Linked DNA regions of Mus musculus: region 1 is linked to region 2. A link is a loop called in an ENCODE intact Hi-C map of the cell type or tissue named here. Cell type or tissue: left cerebral cortex. All regions are shown on one strand.

Region 1 (2,500 bases), 160 kb after region 2:
TCCAGGGATCCATCCCATAATTAGCCTCCAAACGATGACACCATTGCACACACTAGCAAGCGTTTGCTGAAAGGACCCAGATATAGCTGTCTCTCGTGAGACTACGCCGGGGCCTAGCAAACACAGAAGTGGATGCTCACAGTCAGCTATTGGATGGATCACAGGGCCCCCAATGGAGGAGCTAGAGAAAGTACCCAAGGAACTAAAGGGATCTGCAACCCTATAGGTGGAACAACATTATGAACTAACCAGTACCCCGGAGCTCTTGACTCTAGCTGCATATGTATCAAAAGATGGCCTAGGTTGGCCATCACTGGAAAGACATTTGGACATGCAAACTTTATATGCCCCAGTACAGGGGAACGCCAGGGCCAAAAAGTGGGAGTGGGTAGGTAGGGGAGTGGGGGGGGTATGGGGGACTTTTGGGATAGCATTGGAAATGTAAATGAGGAAAATACCTAATAAAAAATATTTTTAAAAAATTAAGTAGTTTCTGGGGCTGGAGAGATGGCTCAGCGGTTAAGAGCACTGACTGCTCTTCTGAAGGTCCTGAGTCCAATTCCCAGCAACCACATGGTAGCTTACAACCATCTGTTGTGATGAGGTCTGACGCCCTCTTCTGGGGTGTTGGGGTGTCTGAAGATAGCTACAGTGTATTTACATATAATAAATAAATAAATAAATAAATAAATCTTTAAAAGAAAAAAAAAAAAAGAAAGGAGTTTCTGCTGGGCGGAGTCTACTTGGGAGGCAGAGGAAGGAGAATCATCTCTGTGCAGTCCGAGGACAGCCTGGTCTACATAGGGAGTTCCAGGACAGCCTGGTCTACATAGTGGGATCATATCTCAAAATAAAAATAAAAATAATTATATTAAGTTTAAAAAGACGGAGGGAGGGAGGAGGAGAAGAGAGGGAGGGAAGGAAGCAAGCAACGAGTTTCCAGATCACGTGGTCCCTACAGGGGTCAGACAAGTACATATACAGGAAATGAGCTGGCCCAGGGAGGACTAAAACCCAGCAAGGGCCAGGCCGGCTGGTGACAGGGCGCCATCTGCTGGTAAGTGTAGGGAAAAGTAGCTAACAGCAGGTGAGCCTGGAAAAGGGAAGGGGAGGCCACGCCCCTTCTCTCCCTAACCTTCATCTCCCATCCTGAGGCTTGACCTCTCCCAACGCATGCTCACTTTGACCGCTTATACGCACCTGGAGGCTTCCGGGACAACCCACCTGTCCAGATCTCAGACACGCAAGGCAGCAGGGACTCTTGCACAAGCCTCTCATCCAGGTGCTGCTTGAGAGAACCTTGAACTTTCAGGGACATGGGGCCCATGAGCCCACGCATATTTGCCCAGCTCCCAGACAGTTCCAAGAGGAGGACCCGCAGAATTGGGTTTGGCTGGGGGGGGGGGGGTGCGGTAAATGATAAACTGGACTTCATCGAGATCACAAACATCTGTCTCTCAAAAGACACGGTTAGAAGGCTGAAAGACAAGTCAGAGCCCAGAAACTGAACTAGCAAAACACGTCTGGCCAGATATGATAGAGAACACATAGGACCCCAGCACTGAGGAGGCTGAGGCACCAGCAAGATGGCTCAGCAGATAAAGGCACTTGCCACCAAGCCTGATGAACTAAATTCACCCCTGGGGGAAGGAGAGAAGCTGATCTCTGACCTCGACATAATTACTCCGGCATACATGTGCCCCAACCAATAAATAAATAGAGAATAAATGTAACTTTTTTGGGGGGGATGTATCTTTCCATTTTATTTTTTTAATATTTTTTATTATTACGTATTTTCCTCAATTACATTTAGAATGCTATCCCAAAAGTCCCCCATACCCTCCCCCCTAAATGTAACTTTTAAAGAATGTATCTTTCTAGATCTGGGCAGGGTGGCACATGCCTTTAGTCCTAGCACTCAGAAGGCAGAAGCAAACAGATCTCATTGAGTTCCAGAATAGCGAGGGCTACGTAGACAGACACTACCGCAAGAGGGAAAAAAATCAAATATATCTGTATACAATACACACACACACATACCACTGACATATTTTCAAAACTTAGAGAAAACTCACTTATTTAAAATGGGTAACAGTGGAAGTTTGGAACACAGATTTCATCAGAGATGGACAGGTGGCGAAAAAGCACAAGAAAAGATTTTCAACATCATTTGTCATCAATACAGAACTGTAAATAAAGCAACAAGAGGTGTTGTCTCACCCCTGAACTGAAAACTACACTGAGTGCTAAAGAGATCTGACTTGAAAAGGGCCATTCCACAGTCAAACCACCTCACCCCTGCATAGTCAACCTCACTCACCCCTGCATAGTCAAACCTCACTCACCCCTGTGCTCACCCCTGCATAGTCAAACCTCAATCACCCCTGCATAGTCAACCTCACTCACCCCTGCATAGTCAAACCTCACTCACCCCTGTGCTCACCCCTGCATAGTCAAACCTCACTCACCCCTGCATAGTCAAACCTCACTCACCCCTGCA
Region 2 (2,500 bases):
AATGCTGGGATTTTAAGTTTATTTTGTCTAGGGCTGTATGCATAGTTGTCCTCTGCTCAAACTGGACTTTTTTTATCTGTCTTAAAGAGATTGGAAAATGTAACATTATTTTAAATAATTATTTCTATTAAGAATGGATGCTGTCAGGTGTGATGCCTGAACCTATCTATATCCTAGTACTTGGGAGGTTGAAGCAGGAGATCTCAAGTTTAAAACCAAGCTGAGCTAAACGGGAAAACACTATGGCCTCACCCACCACCACCCTCAAAAAAAAAAAAAAAAAAAAAAAGTGGAAAAAATACTCAGAAATTTATCCTTTTTAAAAAGTGCAAAGAGCGAGAACTAGTTAAATTACATAGTGGTACTAAATTTAGTGTTTCTTAAGTTCCAGAGAGCCCATTTGATAGACTTCAGCCTAATCCAAAGTCAAGGAGTGGCTTTGCTCTCTACCCACAACCATCAAATACTTACCACCAATACATTAAATACATTAAAAGCAGTGTGTTTATTCTGCACATATAGCTTGAAGACAATTCCCAGTGACCCAAAGGGTCACTTTAAAGGACACTGAAAAACCTGAAGCCAACACTATTTCCATGGCGAAGTTTCTGCTAGGCACTCTCTGTTCATTCTTTCAGGAATGTCTGTTTGCCCTGTCCTGAGATTGCTGCCCATCCCTTCTAAATAAACACAAAGAGGTTACAAACTGGAAGGGCCTTTGCTAACAGCATCGCAAACCTCTGTTAGCACCATGAATGTATGTATATACCTACAAGCTAAGGGCTTCCAGGAGAAACCCAGGTAGCTTGCAAGCACCTATCAGGAAAAGGTGACACACGTGGAAGGCCGATCGACTCCGCCTTTCTGAGTGCAGGGCAGGGGTTGGATGCGGGGGTAACTAGTGGGTTCCGGCACCAGGGTTAAGAACCTGGCTGTTCTCCCACCAGGTCCTTAGCTAGACGTCACCTGTCTGTCTAGGGAGGCAAAGCTTTCGGTTTCCTAGAAGCACTCCCGGCCATCAGGGCTTCAGAGAAGCCTCACCACAATAAGGCTAGTGCCGGGAAGACCTGGGCCTCAGTTTCCCATCTCTTACAACACCGGGGAGGACTCGATCCTGTTCGGCACCGAATTAAGGTCTTGAGGAAATCTCTGTCCTCCAGCCGGCGATCCTGAGGACAATCCTCTTAGGCGGTCGGTATCACCTCCGGGCACCTTCTAAGGGTGACTCAGTGGTTTCCTTTCCCCATGTGGCCCAAGTTCGAATGTGTGGAGGGAGCGCTCGCGGTGGGCACTGGGATGGCGGCCCTCGCTGGTCCCGCCGCCCGCCAGAGGGAAGGGGACGCGTCCGCCCGCCCGCCCGCTCGTTCTGGAATGAATGGGCGACCCGGCCCTCGGCCTCACGCCACTCACTGAGGAAGACGCGGTACTCGAGGGTGAAGGGCGCGGCGCGCTCCTCGCTGCTGAAGCCGCTCATGGTGTCGGAGATGCACCGCCGCCGCCGCTGCACAGCCACACAACCACACAGCCCAGACCCGGAGCCGCTGTACGGAGGAGAAAGCCCGCGCCTGCGTACCACGAGCTGGCCCGCCGGTCGCCGGCGCCGTGCCTTTAATGCGTGGGGCTCGCCTTGTACCCTGCCCCGCCCCGCCCACCCGCGCAGGCGCACTCTGCGCGACGCGCCTCCTCACGCCCCGCCCCCGGTTCGCAACCTGGGCCACGTGGCAGGCGCCGGCTGCCCTCTGGAAGCGGACTGCGGGTTGGCGGCTCCGCTGGGACAGAACGCTGGTTACTCTCCTGAGGCTTGCGGGTCGCTCACCTTTGATTTCTCTCTCTCAGGTCCTGCAGAGCAGTTCCTTATCTCGGAAGGCCTTGATAAGCCACCTGTTCCCCAGGCAGTCTTGTCTTTTCTTGTTTGGGTTTCTCATAGATCTTCATCTGCCTCCCAGAAGCTGGGAGTGTGCTACCAGCCCCCCACCCCCGGCCCAGGGCCATCTTCATTAAAGTTGAGAGTTTGGCTGACTGGGCTCTGAAAACTATAGGCTGTGACTAATGTTTTCCCAAGTGGTAGGCAATGGACAAATTTGCTTTTACTAATCTCCCTGATTCAGTTTCTCATCTGAATTGTTGGGTGGGTTCTGCTTGGACCAGACTCAAGCTGATTACTCCTGAACTCCCCAGATACCGCAGATTTCTCTCCCCACTCCAGATCCACTGGGACTTGAAATTGAAGCTCTGGGAAGACCCAGGAGTGTGCACAGAACCCCTTGAGGACGTTTCTCAGGAGTAGCTTCTCGGAGCTTGTTTTCCTAGTTCTATTGCACCACCCATTGAAGTCCAGGCTGTATCCCTCAGAGTGTGCTGTGGACGTTGGGAACTTTCACAGTCCTATAAGGTTGTGTGTGTGTGTCTGTCTGTCTTTGTGTATCACAACTCTAATTATAAGCCACATATAGCGTCTCACACCTGTAGCCCCAGACCTCAGGACGCTGACTTTCTGAGA

The links. Hi-C counts contacts between places; a loop is a spot of excess contacts. Peaks named below come from ENCODE experiments on the same cell type or tissue, not always from the same donor. Only the 100,000 strongest peaks of a DNase experiment are listed, where the experiment ranks them.
Region 1: it touches region 2 in a loop (2.6-fold over the local background); 14 of 42 quality-filtered maps call a loop at or near these places.

What each region holds. Positions count from the first base shown.
Region 1 is chr10:61,490,805-61,493,304 of GRCm38, reverse strand. All of the region lies in intron 2 of Lrrc20 (leucine rich repeat containing 20), which reads right to left. Among named protein-coding and RNA genes, the nearest start is that of D830039M14Rik, 15 kb to the right of the region's middle. In left cerebral cortex, a CTCF peak has its summit at 1,056 (motif pointing left); a DNase peak (open chromatin) is centred at 1,047.
Region 2 is chr10:61,647,702-61,650,201 of GRCm38, reverse strand. Ppa1 (pyrophosphatase (inorganic) 1) reads right to left here and starts at 1,581. Exons shown (of 11, transcript NM_026438.4): 1 at 1,411-1,581. The coding sequence starts at 1,474. In left cerebral cortex, a CTCF peak has its summit at 1,284; DNase peaks (open chromatin) are centred at 1,056 and 1,602; H3K4me3 peaks cover 1,775 bases; H3K27ac peaks cover 820 bases.